Linked DNA regions of Mus musculus: region 1 is linked to region 2. Evidence: chromatin loops called from intact Hi-C (ENCODE). Cell type or tissue: gastrocnemius. All regions are shown on one strand. Each heading gives the region's core, and the rest is flanking DNA. Links, peaks and the distances in the headings are about the cores only.

Region 1 (16,685 bases), core at 5,174-13,173, 87 kb before region 2:
GAGCCTCTCTGTGAAGGCCAGCTAAGCAATGTGAATTCTTTTCAGTCGCTCAAATGGGTACAGCCTTTCCAGAAAACCCTTTGTCATGTGTTGGCCCTCGGGAGGAGCAATGAAGAAAAATAGGCAGGCCTGTGTGTGAGTCACAACACTGTTAGTAACCATGGAAAACGGTGAGCAACCTCACTGGTCACCAACAGCAAACTGGTTCAATAAACTGGTAAATGCAGATGCCACCCTACAGAGTTTAAGAGCTACTAAAAAAATCATGCCTCGGTGAAGGCCTGAAACCCCACTCCCACCCCAGAAAGCTGCTGAATCATCGATTCATGCAAACACACCAAAGACTACATTATGGAAGGTGATTGCATATCTCCTTGAAAATGGAATACATAAACAGGCATAGAAAAAGAAATAACACTGACGATATCAGCACTGGGAGCCGACTGTGGATGGCTTATATTCCTTATTTGATTTATTAGTCTCTGCAGTGTAAGTCATGGCAATATTCAAAAGCTGGAATTCTGTTTTAGAAAGAAAGGTACAGCAGCATCCCTTGTGATTGCAGGCGCTGCTTTCAGGATCACTGAGCTCATTAGTGAGACAGCCACTCTGGCTGGGGACATGAAGACCCAAAGGACAGGACTCCACACTGGCTGTGTGCCACTACCTGAGTTGACTTGAACAGACACCAGTAGCCTAGGGGCTTGGGGGTGGGGAGGAACGGCAGCAACCTTTTCATTCAGAGACTCAGAGAAGAACAAATAGAGACGGGATCTAATTTCTTCCTAGCAGACAGAAAGCACACAGCCCTGCAAACTGTAGGGCAGCATAGATAGGTGCCACAACCTCTGCAAAACCCTGAAACCCCAAACATGATTGCAGAACCAGGCAGAGGGATGCAGACAACCTTTCCCCTGTCTCCTGGGGCCTAAACAGCCAGACCAATTTTCCTGCCAGATGTTCCTTTTGAGACCCAAAGGAAGGCAATCTATTTTCAAGAGAAGAGAGCAATGGAAAGCTGTGATCCCTCCCTCCTGCTCACTGAAAGGGAACATCTATGACAGAGAAAACCAACAGCCATGGGAACCTTGGTTTGTTGATTCTGGGGACAGCAGTGGGGGGGAGGGGGAGAGTGAGTGGGCGTGGTCAGAAGGACAACAGGCCAGTGGTGGTGGCAGTCCTGAGAGAGTAATTGTGTCAGTGGATGTAGGGGTCTGGCATTTCCCTGTGTGAACTTATTTAATCTTCATAAGAACCCAGAAAAGTAAATAGCATTGTAAAGCAAGAGATGAAAGAAAGGCCAGAGAGTTGCTTCCTTGGTAAAGACCAAAAACTGAAACCCAACTCCAGGAAAACATTTTTCTACTAAAAAAAAAAAAAAAATTCAGGCACACACCTTTAATCCCAACACTCAGGAGGCAGAGGCAGATGGATCTCTGACTTCCAGACCAGCCTGATCTACAGAGTAAGTTTCAGGACAACCAAAGATAATCAGAGCAACCCTGACTCAGGAAAAAAAATTAAATAAAAAAATAAGACTTTTCTGGGTTTTTATGAAGATTAAGTAAGTTCACACAGGGAAATGCCAGACCTGTACATCCACTGACACAATTACTCTCAGCCCTGGTGATATTTATCCAAAAATTCTGATTTTTTTTAATGGGCTGATTCAGCCCTTGGTTTTCTTCCACACGTGGCCTTAAGTTGGTTCTAGAGATATCTACAACACTCCTTCCAATACATTTAATAAACTCAGTATGCTCTGCACTCCTCCTACAAAAAAACAATAACAAAAAAAAAAAAAAAAAAAAAAACCTCAAGATCTTCCCACATCAGCATGAGATTCTTAACATATTTTCTCTCCACTTCACTAAAGAACCACTTCACTTTCTAGGAGCTATTTTTCATCTGCCTGGATGATGTGCCCGGATCCAGCTCTTACCGTGTGGGAGGTTTTTACTGTCATCCTCTGCAAGAATACCATGTAAGAATGTCTACCCTGACCCTACACAAGAGTGTCTAGCTAGAAAAGGATGACAATAAAATTTGCACTTGAGCTTTTGTAGAGTGCTTTGCTGTGTCATGTGCCCCAGTGATGGGTGGGGGTGGGAGAGACACACACAGAAAGGAGAGAGAGAGAGAGAGAGAGAGAGAGAAAGAGAGAGAGAGAGAGAGATCAAAGGTATTTCTGTCTGGAGATGATGAACCTGTCTACGTGTCCAGAGAACCCTCCCACTCAGGTTATATATGCATATGAAGACAGGACTCTCCAAAAGGCTGGTGCTCTGGGCTGCAAAGGAAGTATGGATATTCAATGGCCAGATGCCTCCTGAGTTCCAGGCACAGGCCCTGGCACGAGGGTATCACTGGTGCTAGCACACAAACCCTCCAGCTGCCATGAAGGGGCTCACAGACCAGTCCACACCCTTCCATAGTCTTTCTTTCTTCTTTCACAATTCTATAAGAGCCAATCCCATCCCTCTTTCCAGGAACCAGGCATTTTCAGATAACAAACCCCAAACTGAGAAAGGCTACAAAACAGAACTCTCTAGTCACAAACTAAAGGGGTCCATGGTTCTTCCATCCTCCCTTCATCCAGGAAGGTTCTTGTTTTAAACATCTGTGTCAGCCAGAAATACAGGAAAACTTAAGTCTCTAAATCTAACTGGGTGAAGCCAACCGTAGAGTGAGACAGAGGGTGATACTATTCTATATATGTAGACATGGAAAGCTGCCAAGGTTTTCTAGTAAATGAAAAAAGCAATTTGTAATAAGACAATGCAGCGCACGGAGCACAGTTACCATGTGTGCCTAGGATAAGCTCTGAAGCGGTCATAGAAGATGTTCACATTCTGCAACCAGTTCCCTTCAGTCCCTCTCCCTTGAATGTGAACTGGATTTAGCAATTCCTTTTTAAGGAACAGAACGAGGTAGTGGTATGGGACTTGATAGACTGTCATAAAGTATGACATGTCTCTCTTCTTGCTCTCTCTTTCCCATATTGCCTATTTGGGGGTGTGTGGGGGCAATCAACAAGAGTATCTCTGTGACAAGGACTAAAAGCCTCCTGCTAACAGATACAAGTGGGCCACCTTCGAAGAAGCTTCCAAACATTCCTAGCTAGATCTTCAGAGAAGAGAACTGCAGCCCCTGCCAGCATCTAAGAGCCTATGGGGTTAGTACCCCCAACTCCCAAGTTCCTGAGGCACAGACCCTGTGAGATAATATTTGTTCATTGTAATCACATCTTTAAAGCCACAATTTTTGGTGCGATTTATTTGCAGTAATGAGTAACTAGAATGGCCATAAGTCATATGCTCATATTTAAATGTGATGATGATGATAATAATAATAATACCTTACCCTGGCCGGGCGTGGTGGCGCACGCCTTTAATACCAGCACTCGGGAGGCAGAGGCAGGCAGATTTCTAAGTTCGAGGCCAGCCTGGTCTACAAAGTGAGTTCCAGGACAGCCAGAGCTATACAGAGAAACCCTGTCTTGAAAAGCCAAAATAAATAAATAAATAAATAAATAAATAAAAACCTTACTCTGTTAGTCACTGTTTGACATCCATCTAATATTTTAAATGACTGTGTCGGGTAAATATTATCATGTTCATTTTACAGAGATGGAATCCAAAGCCTATAGAAAGGACCCAAGGATGTATAGCTATCTATAATTATTTATAGCCTTTTGTAATATACTACACTACTCTACTATTTATGTGTATGAGAAAGAGACTGGGATGTGCTATATGCAAAAACTATGAAAAGAACATTAAACTGATTAGTACAGTTACTTCTGAATGTGAACACAGAATAGAGAAGGGAAAACTTCTTTTCTTTTTCTACTTCTGTATCACACAGTGACTTGGATTGGTGTCTTCTGTGACTTGCAGAAGCAGATGGGGGTGTTCGAAATCTCTTCTCTCCTCCAGCCCCACTAACCCTGGCTTCTTCCTTTCCTCATAGCCCCTCACTCAGCTGGAAGGAAACACTCCCCTAACCAAGGGGTTCTCTCAAGGCATGCCTCAGGGTCCCACCCCTTTCTCCACAGCTGCCTGCACACTTGTCACCACGGGATGCAGTGTGCCCCACATAAAGACCCCAAGTAGAACAGTTGACCAGGATACAGAAATTCTATTCTTGGACTGTGCCTCCAGTTCAGGAATAGATTCTGAGGTCAGAGCGCTCAGGGTCTCTCCCCCTTGTGACTGGAAAAGATCATGTGCTCCCTAACCCTGTCCTTGTCACCATAAGAAGATATATTTAGTGTCTGGCCTGAGAGAGAGAGCTGTCACTGGAGCCTGAATGTGAGGCCTATCAGTCACTCTGGGGGACTCATCACAATCCACTCCTATCTGGTTTCATAGCTTCAGCTCAAGGAGGGGGTGATAAGGGTTATCTTTCTGATGTAAGACAGGATCAGGTGGGGCTGCCTGGGTAATAGATGGCCAGGAGTGCCTGTTATTCGAGCAATCACACCCTCAGCCCCCATCCCTTCCAGATGGCTTCAGTACAGCTAGGAGTTCACCTCGCTTGTAGGAACAGGATGTCTTATATGAATTCCAGATACCTTGTAGGTTACATCTGTGTGGAGTATCCCCCTCACCCCTGAAGGAAAAGTCAACAGGACTCAGATTAATCCAGACTCAAGGCTCATCATTTCTTCAGCAATAACCACAACAGACCTCATTAATCAATCCCAGTACTTATTCCACTACCCCCCCCCAACCCTATGTCCCAAAATTATCCATGGAAGACCATCCCTAGAAGTCTCTATCAATCAATAGGAGTTGTTCCCTATGATGAAAACTGCGAGCCATAGTTGGGCTGAAGGACAACTGAGAAAGACATTAAATAGAGTCTTGATTAGGGAAGGGGGTAAGATGGTGCCAGTTTGGAGCTTGTTGGAGGACCCACCATCACAGGGAGGACCCAGCAATGGCTGACTATTGCTCTTTGGACATGTAAGAGTCAGTATAGGACAGAAGAGCTGCTTCTCCTACCTTGTGCTCCTAGGAAGTTCCTTTCTACTCTGGTCCTGAATTGTCCTACCCATAAGTGAATAGGTGTACTGTAACTCATGTTACTTACTATGGTGTGGATTCCATGACAACCTGCCACACGGCCCCATCATTTTCAGGATCAAGTGAGAGAGGTTCCTATGGACTTCTCAATAGTCATCCTTCCTTCTTCATTAGCCAAAGAACTCTAGTTCGTAGCAGAACAATTGCCTCTCAGTGGCAATAAATTCCCCAGGCTGCGAACAAGACTGTGTTCTACCCAGTGAGGGTAGAAGAAGGGACATGGAGAGAACTCTTAAGAGCTTGGCTGGCTGATGTAATAAATAAGACAACCTCTGCCTCTAAGTAGCATAGACTCCAGCCCAAGAGAACTAAAGCAAGATGAGAGTCAGTATCATGACAAGTACGTGCTGCAGACAGAAAAGTCTCCATTTCATCAGTTATTTCAGATGTTGTATCTAGTCTTCTGGGAGGAGCAAAGTGACTAGCAAAACGAACTTATCTACTCAACCATCAATCTCTATCGCATTCCATATTCTACTGAATTAATCATCAGCTAATTCAATGTGGAATATACGCCTATCATGCTTGCATTCCAGAAGCTACAGCAGAAGGAGAATCAGGAGTTCTGGGCCTGCCGGGGTGGCGTAGTATGATTGTATCTCTAAAATCAAAACAGGCTGGTGAAATGTCTCAGTGGACAAATGCACTTGTCACCAAGACTGACAACCTGGGTTTGATCCCTAGAATCTACATGATGGGAAGAAGAGAACCAACTCTTACAAGTAACACTCTGACCTTCATGCATGTGTCATGTACACACACACACACACACACACACACACACATACACACACACAAACACACACATACACACACACACAAACACACAAATACACACACACAAAGACACACACATACATCACACATACACACACATACATACACACACACACAGACATACACACACACATACACACACAAACACACAAATACACACACAAACACACAAATACACACACACAAATACACACAAAGACACACACATACACACACATACATACACACACACACACAGACATACACACACATACACACATACACACACACATACAAACACATTAATCAATCAATCAGTCTATTAATTAGTTAATTGATTGTGTACCCCACACAATTAATCTGTTAACTAATAAATAGTTATTACTTTATTAATATTAATCTATTTGTTAATTAATAGGAAAGCATATCTTATATTCCCACTTGGCAACTAAAGGCACAGAGATAATGACTTTCAAGCAGGTTCTGCTCCCCAGTTTAGGACAGTCACCATCCCTTCTTATTGCTCATGTACCAAACCACCTTATCCATCTAATTGCCTCCTGCTTGGTTCTGTAAAAACCTGTGCTAGACGCTAGATCACAAAGAAGGGTCTGGTGTTCTCTTCACCATCAGAAATAAGCACTTATTGAGCAGTTATACATTAGAAAAACAGATGTGAAATATAATGGGCTCTAACATCTACTGTGAAGCCCTGGGTTGGTATATGAGGATAAGAGAGAAAGAAAGGGAACAGGGGATGAGGAGGAGAGTTCAAAAACCAACAAAATCCTATTTCAGCTGTCTGGGACCTGCATGCAATGCTGGAGCTCCAGCAGCCATCTTGGACTTAGGAGGGAAGCTGCACACAGGAAATATGGGTCAGACTTGTGGAAGGCGTCTGTTCCTGATGAGTACACTAAACAGCTACAACTCATACTCTGATAAAAATAAAATCTTATAAACGAGGATTCTTATTTTGCATTTTCTGTCTCACGAAATAACTCTTATCCTACAACCACAAAGCTCAAGGCCAAATCTCAGGCTTTCCCCGTGAGATCTTCCTGTGGGAACTTCCACAAATTTTCTACAAAAGCACAATCAAATTGCCAATCAATAATACCAAGTACACCATCACTTACCCTAACCCCGGCGGCAAACGCAGGGATGGCTCCAGCTACTCCACAGAGCTGTCCCAACACTGATAAATTTAATCCTGCTTAGCATGTTCATGGGGTTGCTCTCAGTGATCAGTTAGTAGGCTAAAACCCAAATCGGTCATTCTAAACAGGAAGAAAATTTCATTAGCATTTTTCATTTGTAAATGGAAGTAAAAATAGTTTCCTTTGCATACGATTGAAGGTCTGCTTTGTTAACTTTATTAAATACCGTTTTTTAAAAAGACAGTTCCAGCCTTATCTAATTGAAGTAATACATCTAAACCTTTCATACATTGGAACATAGGTAGTGTGGACTAGATGAAGCACCGACTGCTAATAATTATTAATAGCTTCTTACTGCCCTGAGTAACCTTCTACCGGAGCTAGCACACTGGTTCATCTGTGGCTTGGTATGATTCATTGCCCGTCATCTTCTGTGGAATAAATATAAGAAAAGCAGTGAGAGTCAGTGAGCCATGGAAGCAGATTAGTCTTCAGCCAGAGTGATCCAGTTTCTGGGAGTGACAGAACCAGCCCTTACTGATCGGGTACTGGAGAAGGCCCCTGAGCTTCACAGCAATCCTCAAGAGCCTCCTCGTTCTCCCGTCAGAATCTCAAGAGAAGCCTCCCCTCACACCAACAGTGATGAGCGGTCCGCCCGTGTCCCTGGTGGTCTGACGTCACTTCATATGCTTCTGTACTGCCGTACATTCGTTCATCCCAACTCATCATCATTCAGTGTACATACATTGGCGTGTTTCCACTGTCAGCCTAAGTGTGTGAGTGGTCTTTTAGCTTCTAAGGGTTCCTTCAAGCTGTTACTCTCCAGAGACAATATGGTCCTCGTTCCAAACTAGTAAGGAAAGCCATGATTCTGTGTTCGTTCCAGAGACCCATCCAAGTTGAAGAATAAGCTAGTGGGGGGGGGGGGGGAGCTCACAGCTTTGAGATCTGGTCCAAGCAAATCTACATCAGACTTCTAAACCCTGAGCTTCACTTCATCTTCTGTGAGTAGGAGATATCAGATCCCATTATCTTTTTTCCTTCATCCATAAACAAATAACTCTTGAACTCCTAGTGTTTATATGCCGGTCACTGGGATCCACAGTGACAGGGGATGAGAAAGGTCTCTACCCATTGAGCTTATGCTGGAGTCATGGAGAAAACAGAGAGTAACTTTGGTGATGAAGATGAGCGTGGAGAATGAGACAGGACCTTCGTGGGTGAAGAGGAACCACTTTTGACAAGAATGGCCTTTGAGAGGTAGCCATCAGTTTGAGAACTGACAAAGAGAAAGAGCCAGCCGCCATTCTCCAGGAAGATAGCAGAAGAAATTTGTTACAAGGGTGTAGAATTTTCGTTGAGGAAATAGTCAGGGCTGTAACGTGGGGGCATTGAGTGGCCCACAAGGAGGGGACGTGCTGTTTTGTACTGTGATGACATAGAGCCTTTCCTAGGCCTGTCTGTCATGGGACACAATTTGACTCCTTCTCTACAAACATTATTGAGTGCCTACTGCATGCATCCGAGCTCAGCACTCCTAAGGCTAATCGGTGCTCAGAGCCAAGTGTCTGGAGGCCAAGAGCAGTGTATCCTGACCCTTCAGGGCAGCAATGACAATGACAAATAGAGTGGGATTTGGATGCTCTCCCCTGACTATAAGAGGAAACAGACGTCTGAGAACGTCTCATGTTCGAAAGCTTAGGTTTCACCAACTGTGCAGTTTCTAGACGCTGTTCGCTCACACGGAGCGGGCAGGGATCTGGATTTAAAGATTGCCCTACTGGACTTCCAGGCAACCCATTTGTCAGCCAGCCTAGATCTCAAAGCCCAGCATACATGGGCAGCTTCACATACCTGGCAGCATCTGCACAGGGTGGACTAGCCTGACAGGCACATTAGAGTAACGGGGACAACCTAAAAGGCTGAGGCGGCAGTCAAAATACCTAGGTGACAATCCCAGCCAAGTCTCTGGGACTCAAGACTCTGATAACTCTTCAGGCACAATCCTGCCAAGGGAGGGCTAAGCATGGTGGGCACTGCTCACCCAAAGCATCCCTGGAACCCTCAGGGAAAGCACCCCCATCAAGCCACCACCTAAGGCCTAGAAGCTTTCCATCTCAAGGCAGCTGATTTCAAGTTGTTGTTCCGTGTACCTAGCAACTCAGCTGGAGTTGAGCAGCTAAATCGGAATCTTGGTCCTATGTGTTCTTCCCTTTTGGTACACTCGGGAGGAGGTAGAGATTGTTTCTCACCTCATCCAATGAGACAAGAAAGTGCTTGGTGAACATTAAGCAGCTATGGAGAGTTGGGAGTCAGGGAGACTCCTTGCACAGTCCTTAGCAGATCTCCGCTGTCTGCATAGTCTCTTGCCCTGAACCTTGATACATCTATTCTCCACTCCAGGACTATTGTGAAGAATACTTACCTGTCACATGACCGCAGCTATCCCTGGAGTAGTAGTATAGCTCCCCCACCCCCACCCCACCCCCGCTGACTACCTTAACCCTGAACAGCAACCATCTTTTTCTCAGCCTCAACAAGAAGTCTTGGCTCTAGGCCAGCGGACTGGGACGAGTGTGTGGAAAATGTGAGGCGCTTTTCCTTCTTGGGAAGAAAGCCAAAAATGGAGTTCTCTGGAATTCTATAAATTATGCGCCCAGAGAAGATTGAAGTTTACAAAGGAAAAAGGAAGAAACTCCCCCACTATTTGCTTAGTGAGCTGGGTCAGCCCAACTAGTGCCAAAACCCACGTACTTGGCCCATGTTGCTATGTTTGCAAAACAGGCCCATGTTCCAAGAGAGACCAGAGGCCTATACACAGCCAGCCAGATCTCTCTTCAGGCTGCTCTCTGGCCTACTTCAAAGTCCCTTGGATCCCCAAAGTCTGTAGCTTTGTTTCTTGGGCCTGGAAGGCTGAAGCTCAGAGAGGTGGAGCACAGGAGATCTTTCTGCACATTGGCTAGGCTTCACTCTTCCCTGTTCTTCCAAGTTCCCCAGCCTCCCTCCTCCACTTCCTCCTCCTCCCCCTCATCTCTTCCCTCCCTCCTCCTCTGCCTCCTCCTCCACTGTATAAACTCCAAGAGTCAGGATGGCTGATCAGCCTATATCACCTCGAAGAAACCTTCCCTGGTCCTGAGATAGGGTCAGTGCTCTTTCCCAAGGGCCCCACAACACCTTGTCTGTGTCACATGGTATTACTAATCTGGCCATAGTTAGTCTTCCATAGTCATCTCAAAAGCAGAGACTCTCTTGCTGTGGCATCCTCAAGTCACTCTCTCAGTAAAAGAGTCAGTAAGTACCCTTTCTGGCCTCCTATGAGCCACCCTGGGACCTGTTCCCAATTCAGATAGAGAATTTCTCCCAGAAAGAGAAAGGCATACTGGCAGTTGTGCTGTGTTATGTTGTGTTGTGTTATTCTGTTGGGTTGTGCTCCGCCCTGTCTGTCTAGCCCAGTCTCCCATATATCTCAGCCACATGGAAGCAAACTCCAAGCTTTTTCTCACTAGCCTGTCCACTGCTTTTCTCACCATCTCCTTGGTGCCCCCAACCTCTCACCCTTCCTAGGCAACCTTTGAAGAAACAGTCCAACTTCTTCCACACAGAAACCGACCTAACCCTCCCACCCATTCCTCCCCTCCCACTGAGTAGAAACCTGTTGTCACAGACCCATGAACCCCTTTGCCATGCTTACCTCTGACCTCCTCACACTGACTCCGAAGGTCAACCCCAGATCTCAGCTACAGGAGCAGCCCCTGCCTTCATCATCCCCACCCCTAGTCCCTAATGCAGTGCTTGGCACGCTATCACAGCTGTCAGGAAGAGCTTGCTGAGTTAATTCATTCACTAGCACGCAGAAGATAATAATAGCATTCGATGTCACCGGCAGAGTGAGTGCAAAGATTCCAGCAGAAGCTATGCACAAAGAGGAAGAGACCATAGCTGTAGGCTGCAGTGACTTGTGAGGGGGAGGAGAGAGAGATGTAATGGAGGGACAAGATAATTAGCAACAAGACAGAAGGATGGAGGACAGCCTAGGGCAGCAGGGGAAATGAGAAAAAATACAATCTATATCCATATATTCTACCCTGGAAAGGGATAGGAGAGGGACCCTGAAAGAGTTAGTGGGTTAGTGGGAAAGAAAAAGTGTGGATTTGATCAAAATAAAGTCCATTGATACATGATGGAAAAATAACACTAAAACAAAAACTTGGGAAAACCCAACCATGCCTTTAAATCAAGTCAGATCCAGGTCTATTCTGGCTTAAAATGCCAGTGTCATCTCAGTGTTTATGAAAATCCTGGAACATTTTATCCAACCCTGTGAGGCCCATGCATGCATCCCAGCTCTCAAACTCTGGAAAAGGGGAAACTGAGTCCCACGGTAACTTTTATAGGAACGTTATTTTTTTAATAAGCAGATTTATGTACTATTTTTGCTACAAACTTACCTGCCTTTGGTTTGAAATCCTTAGTACACCTTTCCAGAGCTGCTTTCTCATGCAAACAAAGCCCCAGGGGCCTCTGTTGTATAACACAGGCGAGGCTTTTGTTTGTTTGCGTTTCCCCCACAGTGACCCATTTTTAAACTGCCCTATTTAATGCTGTAGGAACCTATTCTGGGATTGTTTATCTTCTAAATTGTTATGGAACCTTAATGTTATACTCTTCAAATGAGATCCACTGAGAACCAGGAGAAGAAGGGGGACTTGTTTTTCCTTTTGCTAGCTGCTGTGGCCCAGCTTCAGGCCCATCCCTGGGCCACGGGTCATCTGGAAACATTTCTGCCTACACAGAACATATGGTCTGAGAAAAGAAGGGGGGTGTACTCAATAGCAGGTAATTATTTTGAGCCAGGCACTGCCCTGATTACTGAATCTTACTTTCTCCCAAGATCATAAGCAGTAAATATTGTTACTTTCACCTTATAATCAAGAAAACTGTGGCTGAGAGACCAAGGGCTCACCCAGGTCTAGCCACAGGTCAGAATAGGAACCATCCCCCCCACTGTGCTGTACAAAAAAATGGGAGGAGCCACACAGTAAAGGGAAACCACTTCTGATTGCCAGGAGAGAGGTGACCTCAGTTCCCTAACACATCCCTTGCTTCCACTGGGCATGGCGGTTGTAACCGATGTGGTCCAAGCATTTTCCTACAATCCTATTCCCTATAACAACCCGCGGGGAGGTGATTCAAGTCCACCTTGCAGTGAGGGGTCTTTAGAAATGCCCAGAGAGAGTAATTAATCCATGCTGGGTCCCATAGAGGCAGAATTAATGTTTCAACTTCTTCTGGGTTTGTGCAAAGCCTTCTCCAACTCTCCTATACCCTTAAAAGAAGCAATGGGCATGAAGCTATTCAGTTGATCACTATAGTTCTGGGAGGATCATGAAGAAAGAACCTCACAGACAGTACTCAGCAGAGAAGGGCTGGTCCTGAGGTAGGAAGCCATCAACCAAGGAGTACGCATGGCTCCAGCTGCATATGTAGCAAAGAATGGCCTTGTCGTGCATCAATGAGAGGAGAGGTCCTTGGTCCTATGAAGGCTCAATAGATGCCCCAGTGTAGGGGAATCAAGGGTGGGGAGGTAGGAGTGAGTAGGTGGATAGAGGAACGCCCCCATAGAAGCAGGGGGAGGGAGGATGGGATAGGGGGTTTCTTTGAGGTAGGGAAACCGGGAAAGGGGATAACATTTGAAATGTAAATAAAGAAAACATCCAAGAAAAAAGAAAAAAAGAAATATGTGCACAAATTTCAGTTTCCAAGAAGGTTGACAAAAATATACCTGTAAGGCTGGGACACATAAGTCTCATGATTCATTACATCACAGGAAAGCAAGGGCCCTTCCAGCTGTCACCACCAACCCCTAGGCAGCAAGGCTCAGTCCCACAGGGGAGCCTGGGCCAAGATCAAATTACCCAAAGCCATGACTCAAGTCAATACAGTTTAAAATAAGTTAAAAAGCTATGTCATCTGGTTTAGGATTTTAAAAAAATGTTATAAAAACAAAACAAATATACTAGTTAGAACCAACAGGGGAAGTCGGAGATGGAAGCCTCAAGAGAATGCCATCAGAGTGAGCAGAAAGACGGGGAGGCAACTGGTAGGAAGCCTGGTTCAATTCCCCAAGCCCTGGCACAGAACAGGTAGGTATTTACAACATGTGCAAGAGTCCTTCATATTCCAAGTCAACTGTGTGCATTTGGGAGAGTGGAGATGGAGTCAGAGAGGGTCAGAAAAAAAAAAAAGAGAAAATTAAAAACAGTGCCTTCAACTCCTTGGGGTATGATGGCGCTGTGTTCCATAGCTCTTTTTCCTGAGTGGAAGCAAGAAAAGAAATCTGCTGTCACTGAAACAAGTCCCCTCACATCCATCTTATCCATCCATCAGGTGCCACTAAAGGTAGTCGTTATCCTTATAGGTAAGTACTTTTCACCCACTGTAACCATGAAATGCAAGCCAGTGACTCATCTGGTGGTAGTGCTCACCCAATAAAAGAACAAGACAGTGGACTGCTGTGGACGTCTGTGATGGACCAAAGGAGCCTCCCAAGTGAACCTCAGCAAACGTTTCCTCACCTGATGGAGTCACGGGCAAACCTGACTGCACGTGGCTTCAATCTTCCATGCTGACTTTGGACTTGCTGTTAAATCAATATAGTGACACTGACTGGAACCCTTGCTGCTATGGAGCATCTGCTGAGAGCTCAGGGGCCAGAGCTAATGTGAAGGGACATAAATAAATAAATAAATAAATAAATAAATAAATAAATAAATAAACAAACAAACAAACAAATAAGAAGTGGTTCCATTTTTAAAATAAATATAGCTACGTTACTTGACAGTAGCAATTAGTGTGGCAGGATGACCCAGCTGCAGGGTTTCAGGATGATTTTCAGGAAAGGAAAGAAGGAAGCAGGGATGGAGGGAGGGAAGCAAGGAGAAAAAAAAGGAAGGGGAAGAAGGAATAAGGGGAGGGAAGGGAGGTGAGGGGAGGATAGAGGAAGGGAGGGAGAGAGGAAAGAAGGGATGGAGGAACTAAAGGAGGAAGGAGGGGAAGAAGGAAGGTAGAAAAGTAGGGAGGGAGGGAGTTAGGGAGGGAGGAAAGAGAAAGGAAGAAAGGAAGGAAGGAAGGAGGGAGGGAGGGAGGGAGGGAGGGAGGGAGGGAAGGAAGGAAGGAAGGAAGGAAGGAAGGAAGGAAGGAAGGAAGGAAGGAAGGAAGGGTGAGCACATTTTTTTCCCCAATTGCTTCCTCTTTTATCCCATTCCAAGAAATCCAAGGCTCTCTTGCTCCAAGGAAGAGTTAGGGCCCTTTGTATACCAAAGACAAAAACATTAAAAATGTATGTGGGCTACAGTGTACGTCTGATACATGTATACATTGTGTGTTTAAATCAGGGTTAACATGTCCATCTCCTCAAACATGTATCACTTTTAATGTTCATTGTCTAGCCCTTTACAATACACAGAGCATTCTTGTCCATCATCACTCTACTGTGCAATAGCATCTTACTTCTATCTGTTGCTTAGCATCTATGTCCCTGCCCCTCTCTCCCTCCTAGTCTGCCTAGCCTCGGCCACTTTCTACTCTCAATTTCCATGAAAGCACTTTTCTGTGTTCCACAAATAAGATCATGTACACCCTGTTTTTCTGAGCTTGTCCAGGATTGTTGTAGTTGTTGTTTTGTTGTTGTTGCTGTTATTTTGCTTCTCCTTTTTCATTGCTATGCTTTCCAGTTCCGTCCACATTGCTGCAAATGGCAGGACAGTGTTCCTGGATGGCTAAGCAGTATTCCACTGTTCCTGTCTACCACACTTCCTCCACCCATTCATTTCTTGGCCATTGTGAATGACACTGTAGTGAACACGAGTGTACAGGAGCCTCTTTAGCAGCCCGACTTTGTTTCCCGTTGGAATGTATGATATGCCCCCACATCAGGATTGCTAGCTCAAATTATAGCACTGTTTTTAGTGTTTTGAGTAATTTCTGCATTGTTTTCTTTTTGATAATGGTTAGAATGTCTTATGACCACGGTAGACTCTTAAAAGAGAGGACAATAGATCCTGGAAAGAATAAATGGTGAGCAAAAAGCTAGTGTTATAACTAAATACGGAATAAATGGCCCCATGACCTCCTATATTGAAGGCTTGATCTTCAGCTGGCAGCACTATTTTGGGAGGTGAGAGAAACCCTAGCTGAGCCCACTGGAGAAAGTAGGTCACCAAGGATCTCTCTCTCTCTCTCTCTCTCTCTCTCTCTCTCTCTCTCTCCCTCCTTCCCTCCCTCCCTCCCTCCCTCTGTCCTTCCCTCTCCCTTCCCTCCCACTCTTCCATCCTTCCCTCTCCTCTTCCCTCCCCCTCCCCCTTCCCCTCCCCCTCCCCCTTCCCCTCCCCCTCCCCCTCCCCCTCTCTCCTTCTCTCTCTGACGTTCTTACAAGGCCAACACTAACAGAAGACTTATCCACTTACATGTCTATGTATAAAAGCTGCTGAGCTCCAACACATTACTTTCTGGGATATAGAACATGGAAGGACTCCTAGTCTTTACCATGATCCGCACAGCTTGTACTCCACTGCGCGCCGTGGTAATACTTGCCATGCCTTGCTTCAATCTTCCAATGAGCTATCAGCGGTTTTGGGATGCCCTCTCCTTCTCTGTAAACGATTGTTGGAGATGACAGCCACTGGGTGGTCACTGTGATATTGTCATCAGAAATTTGGAGAAGTCCCACCCGGGATACAAAATGTTATCAGATAAATTGAAGGCTCCTTCTCAGGGTTCTTATCTCTTTAGTAAAAGAATTTAAGAATGGACTTAATATGAAGCTCAAAGAACAATTTTATTAGAATTTAAAGAGGAAATCGCAGAGCAGGAAAACTGTTCATTTCAGCAGCTACCTAGTGGAAGGAGATGTAGAAAGAAATCCAAACCCTTTGAGTTAGGCCTGTGAACAACAGCCACATCACAGAAGGGAAATAGCTTTGGAGAGAATGAAAAAGCCCCAAGTACCAGAGAAAGCAAACAAAGGCTCCTGCCAGCATCTAAAACACAGAGAAAGAAAGAGGAAGAAAGGGTTACAGGCAAGCAAGAAAACGTAATTTATACAGCAAGTCCACACGTCGAGCTAAACTAGGAAGATAAACTGAGGAGACAGTAGCGCCTTGCATCGCTATGGGACACTGGTTACCAGCCAATCACTGCAAAAGATGAGTTTGTATTCATTGAAGTCAGTCTACGCTATGAATCTGTTCTCCTGTGTGCTGCGCTGCTGTGTTTGCCAGAACACTTGCGTCCACTGCTCTCAACTGCTCAGTTTCCCTCTGAGCACAGCCAGCCCCTAACTCCTGGCAACAGCTGACCCTTCACCTTTTCTATAATATCACGTGGTTGGAAGCACAAAGTGTGTGGCTTTGCAACACTGGCTTCTCTCACTTGGCAGTACACATTTACCGTTCCCCAGGGCTTGGTGGCTCTCTCCTCCTCACTGGGGAATAACATTCTAGAAGGTCCATGGTTTACTTATCCATCCATTTATTGAAGGGTATTGTGGTGTTTTTCTAGCTCAAGGTTCTAACGAATAAAGACGCCATACAGGTTTTGGATTCTATGGTGAAGATTGTGAATAATTCTGTAAACACTGTTGCTGTTGTTTTTAAGACGTTCCTATCCAACATTACAGTTT
Region 2 (16,685 bases), core at 4,370-12,369:
AAGAAACTCCCAGGTGCAGCTGGTCCTGAGTGAAAGCCCTCAAGTCCTCTGATACCCACAGTTCTTGACAGAGGCTATCTGAGGAGTGATTTAATAACTGATATCTATTTTTGGAAGGGTTATGGCATGGAAAAGTGGTATTTGCAGGAGGGAAGACATGGCTAGCCCTTAGAGGATGAAATTTGAACCTAAGCTCTCCCTAATCAGGTCAGCATTATTTCACTCTGTGAAACTTAATAAGAGTTGTTATACAGAAAGCCAGAACTCCCATAGAAAATTGTACATAAAGAATAAAGGGCCAGAAGCATAGTAAAGTAATTGCCTGGAATACTCAAGTGCCTTGGCTCAATCCCTTACAACACACACACACATACATCAAAATAAATTAGCTGGTTAATTAAATAAAAATCCTGGTGGTCAAGGTTCTTGCACTGGCTGACCTCCTATTCAAAAGCGCACCCAAAACACCCATTAAAAAGAAATGAGCCCCAAATAATATTGCACCATATTTTATTAGATATTTTCTTTATTTACATTTCAAAATTTTAAAAACCTAAAAGAAAGAATTTTGAATACCCTCACACATCTTGCCCCGATGCAGCAGTTCCCAAGCGTCAGCCACGTGGACGAATCTCCAGAGTCCTCGCCCACATCCCAAGTGTCCGTGGTTCTCAGTAGGAAAGGCTTGATAATCCCCCACCTGACTTGGTTCGTATCTTTTCTTACAGTGGAGAGGAGCTGCGCATAAGAAACGGGTTCCATCACAGAACCCAAGGGCAATCAGCTACACCACCCATATTACCTTGACGAAGTTACTCACTCTATCCAAACTGTGTTTTCTCATTTGTAGAACAAGACTAGTAAAAGTTTCCACAAACGTAATGAGTTGAAGTGCTACCTGTAAAGTCAATACCGATTTGAAGCTGACTCTTCACTGAATAAAGCCACTGAGCTTTAGGCTGGATGTCATGAGACTACATTCCTGTAGCAAAAGAGACTTGGTAAAGCACAAGCAAAGCCAACATAAGCCCGGATAGGTCCCACTTTGCCTTTCATTCTTTCAGCAACCTATGGGAAGATGTCCAGCTTGCAGATCTGTTATTTTATTAGTAACACAGCAGTAATGAGAACCCCTTTCTCAGACTGGCTGGGGAGCTTTGAAGGATGAAATCTGAAGGTGTTTTATAAACTATATATGATGCTGTACACATCGGTGCCAAATCATGCAAGAGATGGATGGGGCAGGCATCAGTTTTCAGATCCACTAATATATCACCCCTACCCCACCCACGATACCTAATCCCTGCCCCAAAAGATGAAAGGGCCTGTTGACAGGAGAGGAGGATGGGAGCCATCGCTTTCCGGTCAGCGGTTAAGAAACTTGAGGGGAAATGCTGCAACACTGGACTGAAGGATAAGACAGATTCAGGAAGGAGAACTCTTACCTCAGCAGATTTAAGTGTGTGACTTAACACATGCTTGAACTAGGTCAATGTCGCCATCGCATAGTATATAAATATTTCGAAACATCATGTTGTCCGAGATAAATATATAACTGTGCAGTTTTTACTTCTCAATTTAAAATGAACAGTTAAAAAGAAATAATAAGGAAAAGATATTAGAATGTCAGTTTTCCCCACAAGTGTACACAGAGCAGAGACTGTGCAGGACTTGGCAAAAAGACAGCAATCTTATCTGGAAGACTGGAAGAAAGGACTCTCCAGAATCCAGCACCCAGTGGCAGATGAACCGAGGAACTTCCAGAACCCAGAACTACAAGAAAATTGATTTCTATTGTTTTATCCAGAAGGGAAAAAAAAAGAACCTCAAAGTCACTCAGAGTTCTGCAGTCCCCAGCATGGAGTTGAGGAATGTTGGCCCACAAGAGAGGAACACAGCCCACTGTTGGCATGCCTAGAATCTTCCAAGGGTTCTAAGCCCGCATTTAGTGATGGACAGAATCAAGCATTTCTCTACTGCTGTTGGTTGACTGTGTTACCATGCATGGATCTCAGCCATGGGACTGTGGAGTCTGTGCCTGGAGAGAAGAATTGAGTTGGGGGTTTGTAATGTAGAGTGCACATTTAGAGGATTAGGGGTATGGAGAGGACTTACAGCATGAGAGTCCTCACATAGACTCAGACTAGGGAAGTGGGAACACCTGTCTAGGTCAGTAAGGCATGCCACTCGGGTGTAGGGGGAGAGGACATGGAGCCAAAGCTGCCTGCAGCCAGCAGCAAGGCCAGGCAATCACAGAGTCAACAAATGCAGTGTGGGCAGATTGGCTGATTCCAGCAGAGCTGCTTCCAAGAGGATTTCAGGAAGCCAAGAGATGGACCTCAGCAGCCAATGAGCCATGAAAACGTGATCAGGTGGTCGGATGCTCGCCAAGCATGCCTGAAGCTCTGGGTTCGATCCCCAGTTTCCTATAAACCAGACACCGGACTGTAATTCTGGCATTATGGAGATGCAGCAGAAGGACCCCACGTTCAAGGGCATCCTTTACTACATAGTGAGTTCTAGGTCAGGTTCAGATACACAGGATCCTATTGATCACCACCATCCTCCAGAGAACAGACTCCAACCCCTCGCATCTTAATACTGTTTCTAAACTCTCCTTCTCTCACTGTTACTCACGTGAAAGCTGGCAAAAGACTGGAGAGATGGCACGGAGGTTAAGGACGCACGCTGTTCTTGCAGCTGCTCTTGAGCTTCAGTTCGGCACCCACATTGGGCACAACTCACAAGCTCCTGTAATCTCCAGTTCAAGAGTTCTCCTGGATGCCTGCATTCACATGGTACACATACATACATCAAGCACACACACACATACACATCAATCTTCTTTTAAAAACTAGTAAGAAATGTAGTATCAGACTCACTTACAACCTAAAGGTAACAGTTTTTTCATACGTTCCCTTTGTGGTATATAGCATTAAACAGGAAGGTCTTTTTTTTTTTTATTAAAAAGAAAGAAATTATTGAAAACACCTCATGGGAATGAAGATCTACTTGGCAAGAAAATTATGGTGTAAACTCACAGTTCTGAAACTTTCACTTACAGCAGTCTGTTCTAGAAACCATCAAAACCCCCAGTGCACTTCCATGTGCCTAGATCTGAAGATCTGTACAAAGCACTCATGGATGCTAGAGCCAGAGGCCATACTCTGTGGACTCTTGCTTTAGATGAGGACCCTACTCAGGGTAAGAAATAAGAATGCACAGACTCCTAGGAACAAATGAATTTCCATATCATAAAAGTTGCAGTGTTTTAAGTGGATGTTCAAGCATATCACTCCTCCAAGGCGGATTGCTTGGCTTCCTAGTCATTTATCATGGTTTGGAAATACTTCTAGAAACATTAAGGGCCACCTTAAATGGAATAGGTGGTCCATTGAACAAAGGTCGTGTCGGGAAGAGTGGTTCACTCATGCTCTTGAGAAGTGTTGTCATTTCAGACTTACTAACTGATGTCTAGTATAAGATTTCTTATGGGGGGGATAAAGTTCCTTCGTTTAAAAACTATTGTTTGGAAATCATGTTTTCAATATTTTTCCCCTTTTTGTTGGATATTTTCTTTATTTACATTTCAAATGTTATCCCCTTTCCCGGTTCCCCCAACCCAAACCTTCTATTCCCCCTTCCCCTGCTTCTGTAAGAGTGTTCCCCGACCCACCCACCCACTCCCACCTTTTCGACCTGGCATTCCCCTACACTGGGGCATAGAGCCTTCACAAGACCTCCCATTGATGCCCAACAAGGCCATCCTCTGCTACATATGCAGCTGAAGCCATGGATCCCACCATGTGTACTCTTTGCTTGATGGTTTAGTCCCTGGGAGCTCTGGGGGTTCTGGTTGATTGACATTGTTGTTCTTCCTATGGGGTTGCAATTTTTTTTTTAGAATTGTGTATGGAGTCATGACAAGAGCCATGTAGGAAAGGCTATGACAAGCAAGTGATGTTTCTAGAGATGACCCACAGTTTTGCATGGCTTCAGTGGGTGCACTCTGAGAGGGATGGATCCCAGAGACTTCATGCCAAGATGGCTTCTTGCTGTTGCTCTGCCTCTCCTGCCATTATTACAGCCTAATGATTCCTGGGCATCTGCCCACCCTATTGGGCAAATTTCCTGAGGATCAATATGAAGTTATACTTTCATGTAATAATACAGTTTAGATGAATTAGTGATTTTATAATTCCTGATAATGATTTATAGAACTCCTGAATTTATTCAAGTAATTTTAAGCCCCATGTAGAATAAAAAACTGCAAAAACAAGTTCTGTGTCTGCTCTAGGAAAAGAATACAGGTTTGGAAAAATTTACAATCAAGGGAAACACTCCTTCTGGGTTAGGAATAAGGCCACCAATCTCATAAACTGGGTCATAAACTGGGGATGGACACCTTATTGTAGGTGAAAAGACAGAAAATAAGTGATTCACTAGTTTATCTTTACAAGACTTCAAAATAAGACGTAAGGCCGATCATTGTCTCTTGACAAAACCTTGCTAACTTATGACATAAACTATTGCTTTAAACTTATAATGAACTTGTGGAGCTAGGAAATAGATAAGGAATATTTAAACTGGTACTGGTCTTCATGAAAAGACATGTAAACAATTTCTGCTGTAACTCCTTAAACCTTACCAGCCTATGACGTGAACTATTGCTTTAAACTTACTATGAACTTACGGGATGTAAAAGTGTTTAGAAAACCATGTAACCAATGATCCTGCTGTAAGAGTTCTACCTGATAAATGCTATGACGTAATCTTTATCTGCAAAGGTATAAACACTGAAAACAATAATAAAGTGGCACTGCTTCAGCCAGTGTAGTGTGTGTGTGTGTGTGTGTGTGTGTGTGTGTGTGTGTGTGTGTGTGTGTCTGACTTTCTTTTCTTTTCTCTCTGACTCACAGTTAACAAACTCTGAGCTTCTCTCCTGTATGAGCCACTTACCTTGCTAGCCCTGAGTTAAAGAGTAAAGAGCCCACATAACTAAGTTTCTTTTCTTCATCCCTGCTGCTATCAAGAGGAGTCAAGTTCCATGAGCCACCAGCTTTTGGCCTCAGAATAGCAAAAGAGAATCCAATAGCCAGAAGCCATCAGCTTCTTGCCTTCCTGGACTCTGTGCCCCACCTCAGGACCTGGGTGTCAAGCCCTGGACCTTGACAGAGTAGAATTACTTAAAAGGTCATTTATGGGACTAGAGAGATAGCTCAATGCTTAGGAGCACTGGATGTTCTTCTAGAAGACTGGGGTTAAGTTCCCTACACCCACATGGTAGCTCACAACTACTTATTATTCTAGGTCCAGGGGATCTGACAGCAGCTTCTGATCTCTGTTGGCATCAGGTACACACATAGTGCACACAGGTTGACAAAACAACTATATACAAAAATTTAATTTTACAAAGAGCAAGAAGGCTCATCTGGTAAAGGCATCTGCCACCAACCTGAGCTAGAGCCCCAGGACCCGCAATAAAGAAAGGTAGAATTTACACCTACAAAGTTTTCCTCTGGCCTCTGATAGTTCCTTGCCATGTGTGCTCACTCACGCATACAAATACACACAGACACACACAGACACACACACTAGATAGATAGATAGATAGATAGATAGATAGATAGATAGATAGATGCAATAATAATTTAAGTCTTTACCAAAATTCTTAATAAAATTGTTAAATATTTTTATCCCTCTCTGATAAAATTTGAGAATTTCAAAGCCAATAGCCTGTGCCCACCAGCCTGGGTGCCCAGAGTTGAATAACTTTCATCCCTTCCTTTCTTTCCCATCCAATGGAAAGTCAGGTTCATTGTCTAATCTAAGACACAAGAAATCCAGGCATGATGAGAGAGCACTCTGAAGTCACCACAAGCTGAGGCTAACCTGAACTACAGAGGCATTCCAGGTCAGGCAGGGCCTCCATTGTGAAATCTTGTCTTAGAAGGTCAAAGACTAAAACAAGACAAGACACTGATTCAAGGGGTAACTTAGTTAGTATGGTGCTTGCCAAGTAAGCAGAGGACCTTATTCTGATCCCCAGAATCCAAGTGAAAACTCGGGCATAGTGACATAGCCTTGTAATCCCAGCACTTGAGAGGCAGGCACAGGTGAATTCCCAGGGTTCACTGGTGATTAAAAAAAAAAAGTTAAACAAACTAGACAACAAGGTGAATGGCTGCTGAGATACAATAGCCAAGGTTGTCCTTTGTCCTTCACATGGACACATATGTATGCATGCACCCCCATTTCCTCACCCCCCCCCACACACACACAAGAAAATTAGATACATTGAGTGCTTAAACAAGCAACTGGCAAGGGTAACTTCTTCTTGCAGGAAGAGAAACTAGAAAAACAATTGCCCTGGAAATAACTCAGTCAGTGAGCATCCTATGCCCAACCCCACCAGATATAAATAGTGTGCACTCAATGATGCACACCGGTGCCCCCAGAATGCTTTGATAAAGATCTCCTCATAGTCATCATAATGACTTGATGTTTTGCTGAAAACAAGCCTCCTCCTCCCGTTTGCGAATCATGCCTAGAAGCCACACAAGGTGCTGGGTGCTGCTTCCTCTGCTGCTAGGTGCAGACAAGGCAGAGACTTTGCAGTCATGCTACAAAGCAGCACAAGCCCAGAAGCACCGAGTGACTGTTCCCGCACCTGTATGTTGTGTCTGCCACCTCACCATTGCTGGGCAAGAGACAATTAGTGGCCCTAAAATAAGGCCAACATTGGGTAGGATGCAAAATGAGTTTCTAATATCAAGACATTTGGTACCATTATCTGAATTCTGGCCCAGGGTAACAGGCAAGGCTCCCACAAAGCTCCCTGTGGCTTCAAAGCAGGACATCCTACCTGCCTGCACCCTGGCTTCTAGATATCCAGCTCCCATGGCACTTTTAGGCCATTCATCCTAAACCCCAAGGTCTTGCTAGGGCAGCAGCAGGGAAGTATTAGATGACACGTGAAGTTGGTAAGGTATGCAGGTGGTAAGCGCACATCACCCACAGATTGGGTGGTGACACTCACAACTATATTTAGGAGCGAGATTAGCACAACCCTCCATGGGTACGGTGAGTGCTGGTACATAGGTTCATGTCATTGTGCCAGGGAGAAGGAAACTATTGGCAACGTGTGCCATGCCAGCTGAAAACACAGTCACATAGGGAAACATAATCTGAAATTTAAAGAGAAAGGGAAAGCTAAGCCCTTGGTCAGCCAAATGGCTCTTGGTCAGTCAAATGGCTCATTGATTAGAGATAGATAGCATCCTGTGTGTCTGAAGCTCACTCGGTTATCAGCATGGAAGCTGAGGCACCAACCTAGTCCTGAAGCTGAGTGTGGGACACTGGGTGCTAGGAAGAGCCTCTCCTGTGGGCAGAAGGTTTTCAGTGGAGACATACTGTCTCACAGAGACTGCCAAGGCACCATCTGGTCTGGCCATGAGTTGGCAGGTCCTTTTAGTTAGAAATGTTTAGTTATCTGCAGAAGAAGCCTCGTATATAGCTGACACGGGTAAGACATGTGACATTCAAGATCAAAACTTAAATAAGCCCCACACTACCAGCAGAGGAGCACTTGGAGCCCACTGAAAAGAGTCACAGAGGTGAGAGAGTAGTGACTCTTGCATGGTGAACGATGCTTGTCATAAGGTTTTACTGCTGTGAACAGACACCATGACCAAGGCAAGTCTTATAAAGGACAACATTTCATTGAGGCTGGCTTACAAGGTCACAGGTTCAGTCCATTATACTCAAGGCAGGAACATGGCAGCATCCAGGCAGGCATGGTACAAGAAAAGCTGAGAGCTCTACATCCTCATCTGAAAGCTGCTAAGAGATTGCTGGCTTCCAGGCAGCTAGGATGAAGGTGAGGGTCTTAAAGCCCACACCCACAGTACCACACCTATTCCAAAAGGGCCACACCTTCTAATAGTGCCACTCTCTGGGCCAAGCTTATACAAACCATCACAATGCTCTAAGAATCAACGCTCTTTCTTGAGATATATTTAATTTCACAAAATCCAATGAGGAAGTACCATGGTGCCCATTTTATTGATTAGAAACCGAAGCACAGAAGCATGTGTAGCCATCAAAGATCACGCAACTGACTAAGCCTGGACCAGGATTTGAACCCAAGTGTCTAGGTACAGACTTAGCTACATGCTATGCAGTAATTGTTTTTGTAAACAATAAATTAATAAAAAACCAAACACGAGCCGGGCGTGGTGGCACATGCCTTTAATCCCTGCACTTGGGAGGCAGAAGCAGGTGGATTTCTGAGTTCGAGGCCAGCCTGGTCTACAGAGTGAGTTCCAGGACAGCCAAGGCTACACAGAGAAACCCTGTCTCGAAAAACCAAAAAAAAAAAAAAAAAAAAATTGCAATTTTACAAACTAACACAGGATCAAAATCTTCAAAAATCTTTCTTTTTTATTCTTCTAATGACTTGTTTTTTTGTATTTTACATGCCTTGGTGTTTTGCCTGCATGTATGTCTGCACAGTGATGTCAGGTCCCCTGGAAGTAGTATTACAGACAGTAGTGAACTGCCATGTGGGTGCTGGGAATTAAACCTGAATCCTCTGGAAGAATAGATAGTGCTCTTAATCACTGAACCATCTCTCCAGCCCAAAGCCTTTCTTTAATATTCCCCGAGGGAAACTAGACTCTGCCTTTCTTTCTCATAAGAACCGCTGGTCTAGGGATGAGGATTTTGGGACACTGTGAGCGAGTCTACTCTGGACTGCAGAAACACTGACCATGTCTCACTGACCGTGTCTGGCCCACATCTCAAGTTTCTCAAGGAGCAAGTGAGCTTCCTGACAACTGAGGCCGGAAGGCCTGCCAATGGAGAGGTGGCACGGGGCAGTGCCAGGCACCCGCACCTGCCAAGGCACTGGGAGATGTTGCCCAATGTCAGCACTAACTGACCTATAAAATGAAAAGAAGAATCTTAAGAGCTGGCGATCAAATAGGAAAGTCTATTAGAAATAGGATCCCAAGTGTGGCAGAGGGGAACATTGTGTACAAGTGACGTTAGATATATGGACAGAATTTTTTGCTCAAAACACACCTACTATGGTATATTATACATTAATATACATTAGTTTAGCCACTATGTGGAGGTTCCTCAAAAATCTAAAACTGTAATTACTATATGGTCCAGCTGGATATATATCCATGAGAATTAAAAGCAGCATTCAACACCCACGTGATATGTGGCTCTGTTCTCATTGGTCAGCCATGGAATCAGCTTAAGTGTCTAATAACAGACAAAGGCTGCATAATATGTAACACTGTGGAGCATAATTCAGCTGTACAGAGAAATGAAACTGTGGGATTTGTAGGAAAATAGATGGAACTGAAGATCACCGTGTTAAGCAAAACAAGCAGACTCAGAAACACACGGCTGCGTGCATTCTTTCATTTGGAGAATCTAGTTGGTTGGGGTTTTGTTTTTGTTTTTTTAAAGTCATGGAAAAAAAAAGATAGTAAACTCTCTGGGGTAGAAGAAGAGACCAAAAAGAAACAGGGTGGGAAGGGAGAGAATAGAGGGTAACTGAAGGGTGGATACACTCAAAATAGATCATACACGTGAGTGGAAATGTTGAAGGGATCAACTAATACTAATAGAAATATAAAACCACCTTCCATGGGGAAGGCATCATGACAGGAACTGTGGGAAAGGAGGTGACTCAGATACATCAAAGCCCAGCATGGGAGCAGCCAACACCCACAAGCACCCTGCAGTTCCACCCAGCAGTACAGTGTGGCTGGTAAAGCAGGCCACACCATGGACTGATGCAGTGGGAGCCTTAGGACAAGCTTATACTTTACACAGGGAGTTTGAGGAGCTACCATCTGCAGCCAGCCAATAAGGACAGTTATGTTGTCTTAGTGAATCCAAGGGAGCTGGACAAAGGACAAGCCAGCTGCAGGAACACGGGAGTCAAGGCAGGCCCCAGATGCCAGCCAATCCACTGCCATCCTTCTTTCAACAAACGCCAACTCCTTCAACAAACGCAACCACTATTCAGCATTATCCATAGGAACCCTATTGCTTACAGCTTCAAAGCCTACTTTTAATGATGGTTCTTAAATGCTTTAACCTCCCATCTAGCCCATCATCCATCAGAGGCAGTGGGAAAGAAAGAATATGGGGGAAATCGAACTGTCTAGAAATGATTCCTTGGAGCAAATCTCATCTGCATTGATTGTCAGGAAGTTAGCAGTTCAGTTCACAGGTCAGCAGCGGCAGCTCAATCCACTGGAAAGCACTTCAGGGATATAGCAGAAGTCCAGTTCAGTAGTGTCAGGATAGCAGCAGTGGTGGCGCGACCTAGCAGGAACAGCCAGGCCTCAACTGAGTTGGCACAAGTCAGCAGGAGGATTAGGACCGGCAGAGATGCCTCGAGTTCTTTGCCTTGCCTCTCTCCATGAAGACCAAGAAGCACTGCATAATATGTATCAAAAGATGGCCTAGTCAGCCATCACTGGAAAGAGAGGCCCATTGGACATGCAAACTGTATATGCTCCAGTACAGGGGAACGCCAGGGCCAAAAAAATGGGAATGGGTGGGTAGGGAAGTGGGGGGGAGGATATGGGGGACTTTTGGGATAGCATTGGAAATGTAATTGAGGAAAATATGTAATAAAAAATATTAAAGAAAAAAATGAGATTATGTAATATGACAGAACGTGGATGGAAAGAATTGGGGGCTCAGTCTGCATGTAGTTCCAGAACTAGCAGAGAAAATTACAAGCTACCAAGGAAGAGTGACTCCTGTATAAATAAGAGCAAACCAACAGTCCAGTTGTTGCATAGAACATACATATAATTTGTAAAAATTCCTTATTTAGGAAAAAATTAAGGTTGACTGGCATTCTGGGATATGTGTGTGTGTGTGTTATATTGTTATGACTAATTTTACTTAAACATGAAATTTTGAGCCTCAGCTGAGCTCATAACAAACCAAAATAAAAGGGAGGCGTTAGCTTGTGTCTGGCCTGTGAGCTCTGAGGCAGGTGAAAAAAAAAAAAAAAGAAGAAGAAGAAGAAGAAGCACTGCATAGCTAGCTTTACCAGCAGGCCCCTCATAGTCCCTTGAGTCCTATTTATCCTTCTTCCAAACATCACATGTCCTCCATGGGTTTTGCCTCAGCACGTGAGTCTGTCTTAGCAGAACTCCATGTAAATCTGTATCCGTTGACATCACTCTGCCAGTCGGCCTGAATCTGCGGAAGCAGCAAGGAACTGCAGCACACCACCAGAAGATTTTTTGGTGCATTTCTCTCTATAGCATCCCAACAAAAGAGGCTCAACGACGCCATGTAAGACAGACTAATGCATGGATGTCATTAGCAAGGAATCCTTCATCACATGTCCTTTCACATGCTTGCTTTAGCAGAACATCCTTTCAACTGTGTCTGCTTCAGAAAAACACTCCTTCATGTGTTTGCCCCAGCAAAACACCATCTGATGCAACTGGCTTTCCAAAGAAAAGCAACTTCAGGGTTCTCTAGAGTTACAGAGCTTAAGGAATGAATGAGAAAGACAGAGAGACAGACAGACAGAGACAGACAGAGATGGAAGATGGAGGGGCTTACAGTCCAACTAACCCAACAATGGCCAGCCATGAATGGAAAATAAACTCCCTTATCCTTAAGTTGTTTTTGTCAAGTATTTTGTTATAGCTACAAGAAAAGCAACTAATACATCTATGACACAGATTCTAAGATAAGACTGACATGGCCTTATCTTAGTTAAGAGCAGAGGACCCAGACTCAGTGTTCAGCACCTACACAGCAGCTCACAACCGTCTATAACTCTAATTCTTTGGGCTCCAACACCGTCTTCTGGCCTTGGCAAGTGATGCACAAGCATACGTTCAGACACATAAAATAAAAAGAAGAAAAAACACTTTAAGATTCTACAGACACTCAAACTGGTTGGTTAATAGAACTTCCTGAGCGTGGAGAGTTGGAATGCTGCAGATCTGGAGCCAGTATTACCTTGATGTATCTTTAATCCTCTTCAGTACCATTTATCATCTACCCTAATATCTACTTGACTATTAGCTACAAGTATATTGCAGTAAGAAGGACACCCACTGGGATTTCTAGATTCTTATGTCCCTGAACATATGTAAGGACAAAGACATAGATGGCAACATGGGCATGAGATGATAAAGAGTTTGTTGGAATTCATTGTAAAAGGCAAAAGCCAAACCCCAGGGAGGGATGACACCACTGAGAAGAAGCAGGACCATTAAAGTCAAGAAGATACTTGGTTTTATCTTTTGGGCCATTTGCTCAAAGATTCATATCTGGATAGGTAGGCAGGCATCTCACTATCTCATTAAGTAGTCAACAGCACACTGCATGTCTTTCTTGAGACCACAGGTCCTTAGTAGCTATGCTCCAGATGCTGGTATACAATAAGTCATGACCTAGTTGTTAAAGTAAGGAGATTTTGCTTTCATTTTTGATCTTCTGTCTCTACAAAAACATGTCACTGTTCAAGACAAGTCACACAGCAAAGCCAGCAACAATGAAGCAGGAATTCACCGTCTCTCACAATGTCAACAAGGCCACAGGACAGAGCACTGGAGATAGAACATAACCAATCAGGACACGGGAAGGAAATCAGGACTAACCCGGCTGACCAAATGTAGCGCTTCAGAGATTGAGTGCCTTGCTCAAACCTGCTGATTCTGCTCTCATGACATGTTGGAATCCCAGAGAGTACATAAGTCTAATTTTTATTAATCCCAGATCGTGGCTCTACTTCCACAAAATGGGTAGATTAGTTTTGTCTTGAAAGGTTTAGAAATATGTAGAGACTAAAATCCCTATTTTCTCTGACCTCTGGCTCAGAAGCAGAATACGTCTTACTCTACTCATTTCCAGTGCCTTCCTTAGAAAAATAGTTGCTACTGTTATCATGACAAATGTTTTAAAAATTGAATTATGTTCATCTGTACCATGTTTAAGATACAACTAATGAGTTTGGAATCTCACTCGAACTTTAGCCATGCTACAGTTGTTCACGCACTTAAAAAGTCACCTCCATAATAGATTGCCTAACATAAAGAGCTGTGTTTGGTTTAAAGGTAATTCCAGTTCATCTGTGGTTTATTAGCTGTGATCAGATCTGGCTGCAAGTATCCACAAGGACAGAGAAAAAGCAGAAAATCAAAGACCTCGCCTATCTCTCCATAGCCAAGGCAAGAAGATTTTTATTGAAGTCTTTAACATAGTGCTTATGCCTGTTAAAAACAAGAATATGTGTTTATGGAATGCTGGGGACACAATCTAAAGCAAAGAGTGTTGCGTCCTGTTTCCTGATGGGTACATCGGTACAGACTTAAGAACTTTGAGCTTTTGTTTATTGTGTGCTTGGGCTATAAACCAAGAGCTAGATTAAGTCCCTGTGTTTTTTAAAATCATCTTTTTGCAGAGTCACCACGTTCATTAGTAGAAGCTCCAGCTGTTAGAGAACACAACTTCATTTTCTGTACAGAGTTGTGAAATTTCTCAATAGTCGGCCCTTCCATTTATAATAATGCTTGCCTTTGCCTGATTAAAAGGCTGACAAAAAGCCTTGTCTAAACCAAGAGGGGCTCTCACAGGGATTCCTGGGAGGAAGCAAAAAAAAAAAAAATCACCAGCTCCACCTCACCTTCTATACCCTCACACACATGTTCTGTTGCTAAAGATTGCATCACACTATAGATCTTCCCTAGGATGGGACAATGACCTCTAAAAGGTCATTGGGTCCTTTTTCTGTTTTTCTGAGACCTTAGCACACAAAACACTTCTATCCAGTGAATTTCCTTTCCCAAGGAAATTAGAAATCAACCAAGAAATCACCCTATATCCTTATAGAAAGCAGAGTGTACATTAAAGCAGACACAAGCTATAGACTAAGTTGCCTGTTCTGCCTCGATGGACCTTCCCGGATGTCCATTCGTTTTCTGATCTCTCCTGCTTCAGATGAAGCAACCCATTCTTCATGACATAAAAGGATTCATGAGTTATATATTGATTTATCTCCTTACTTACCTTTACTGGAGGATCTGTGCTCTCCAGGTCTCTTCAGCCATGTGAACCTGCATCTCATACTATAGTCTAACAGACATACCATTAATGTCAGTGCACAATAATCATGCATGCAATTAACGAATAAATAAATATATGTGCCAAGTGATCTATTGTTGTTTTCTGTGATGTTTTCATCTAGCTACAAGAGGGGAAAAAAGCAAATGACAAGACTGTAAAAATGAACTCCCCTTTATAGTTCCCAAGAAGAAATGAACATTAAGTGACAAAGCATGAAGCCTATTCATCACCACCCCTTGGAGCACTGCAGTGTTTAATATAAGGGACGATTATCTCATGTTTTAACATAAATAATTACGGTAATCACAGAAACTCCAAAGTCCTTCAAATCTTCCAGGAATTTTTTCCCCTGTCTTTCTAGCATTTCTCATCTGACCTAATCAATCCTTTGACTCAACGGTTAGACAAACAGCCTAGCCTGCTCACCAAGTTTGACTTATTTTCTCCACTTCTATTATGTCCTTATTTCTCAGAATTTTTTCATTATCTTTGCTCACTCTTCCTAGCAATTCCAGAGAATTTAAGATTAAATTGAAAACAGAGAGCTTAAAAATGTCATGTAACTCTCCAGAATAAAATGATGACATAAAAACTGTGTGTACAAAGCCATCCTAGTGAGTTGCCATTAACCACTGTTTTCAATATAGTATTTGGTTAAGAAAGCCATAGCTTGTGAATGGCTCTGGTCTCTATCCTCGGGTCATTCAAGTAACATACCACTGGGCTATCCCAATCTAAAGGACAAACCATTACATACGATTGGGCTATCCCAATCTAAGGACAAATCATAGATCACCACAGCTTTTCCACTTCCTTTGGCATTATTTTCAGTTTTCTTTGTTTGGACAAAGATTTCAACAGCTCCTTGCTTTTTGTTTGCAAGTAGCTTAGATAACATATCCAGTATTCACCACTCGTGGACATAGAAGCAGAGAGCCGGCTCTCCTTGAAACAGCTCAAGAAAGATTTAGACATGGCCCCCTGTCCTGACCTTCTGACGACTTTCAGACATAACAAATACATCTCTGCATTGTCAGGTGTTTGAGGCAAAGACTAAAGCCAAGTCTGAGCTTTTACTTAGACTTTGCCCGTCAGCCTATCAACTTGCCCTCTTCCCAGGTTTATTTCCCACCTCCCGTTGGTCTAACCAGATCACACCAGGCTCTGTTCCTGCTGCTCTTCTGAATCCTCATCAATGAGTCTCAACACTGCTGTCACCTCTTCCGTGTAACTGCTGCATCACCCTGTTTGGAAGTAATCCAAGATCACTGGGCTCTCTTACTGTCTAACAGGGCTTTTCTTCTGCTCTTATGATTGGCCATGTGTGGGGCATTACCCACACACACACACAAAAAAAAGGCTCCCCTATAGAAGGCTTGGCTCACAGTTGAGGGTGCTATTGGAAGATGATTGAATCTTGGGTGTGTTAACCTCATCTGGCTTTTAGGCGAGGCCTGTAGGTGGCTGGGAGCATCAATTTGGGAGTTATCTCTTCTTTTTTTATAAACTTTGTATTGATTCTTTGTGAGTTTCACATTATGCACCCCAGTCCCACTCATCTCCCCATCTCTTCATATCCACCCTTCACCCTTGCAACCTTCCCACCCCAAAATTGGAAATGCACAAACAAATAAATAACAAACAAGGAAAAAAACCCAAAGCATAGAAAACATCTCGTTGTGGAAGCTGGAGAGCATCCCAGAGTATATCCCTCTGTACATTTCAGTGAGTCATTGGTCTGGTTAGAGATCTCTGGCTCCTGTGCCACCATCCATATTGGATCCTCACTGGGACTCCTCCCAGTTATCCTGTTGTTGTCATGGAGATCTGGCAGCTTTGGATCAGCAGCTCTGACCCTTTCATGTATCCCAGCCATCCGCAGATAATAGATTTGGGGGTGAGTCAGCTCAGAGCTCTGGATCTGGGCCTGGGTGGTAGCTCAGGGGTCAGAACGCCAGCTCTCCCTTATCAGCACCAGCAGGACAAGATCTCCAGCTCTAGCCCAGCTAGGCCACCCAACTCTACCCATGCAGGGTTAGCTCTCCTGTTCTCATAACCTCCAGACAAACTCACCTGAACTCATGCCTCCAGAGTCAGCTTCACTGTGCTGCCCAGTCAAGGTGTGGGGACCTCTCTCCCAAGTGCTTCTGCCAGTGAGGGAAAGAGCCAACTCACCCACCCTCATGATCCCAGGGCTAGCTCTCCCAACTGCCTCAGGGGGTGAGGGGTGAGGGACAGGTAACATCACCCACCAACCCACGCCATCTCACGGCAGACGAGTGGCAGGGCCAGCTCTCCTTCACTCTCATCCAGCTCACCTGCGCCCCCTCCACTAGGGCAAGCAGCTCTACTGTGCTGCACAGGCGAGGTGTAAGGCCAGCTCACCCACTCTCATGACCCCAGGACCAGCTCTCCCACACTCATGGGGGGAGGGGAGACACTTGACCCACACCTCCACCACTGTGCTGTCTGGGTGAGGTGCAGAGCCCAGTGTCACCTGTGAGAGGTGGAGCCAACTCTTCAACTCTTCTGCACAGCCCCTGGACACCCACCTG

Evidence for each region. Peaks named below come from ENCODE experiments on the same cell type or tissue, not always from the same donor. Only the 100,000 strongest peaks of a DNase experiment are listed, where the experiment ranks them.
Region 1: a loop joins it to region 2, with 6 times the contacts of the local background. A loop is called at or near these places in 2 of 42 quality-filtered maps.

Annotation. Positions count from the first base shown.
Region 1 is chr19:36,678,542-36,695,226 of GRCm38, forward strand. It overlaps Hectd2os (Hectd2, opposite strand), which reads right to left and starts at 10,938. Exons shown (of 5, transcript NR_033510.1): 1 at 10,698-10,938; 2 at 6,986-7,126. In gastrocnemius, for the core only: no CTCF peak of the experiment used is centred there; DNase peaks (open chromatin) are centred at 9,594 and 9,749; H3K4me3 peaks cover 2,333 bases; H3K27ac peaks cover 7,643 bases.
Region 2 is chr19:36,766,844-36,783,528 of GRCm38, forward strand. No RefSeq gene overlaps it. Among named protein-coding and RNA genes, the nearest start is that of Ppp1r3c, 39 kb to the left of the region's middle. In gastrocnemius, for the core only: no CTCF peak of the experiment used is centred there; DNase peaks (open chromatin) are centred at 7,406 and 8,877; H3K4me3 peaks cover 265 bases; H3K27ac peaks cover 5,139 bases.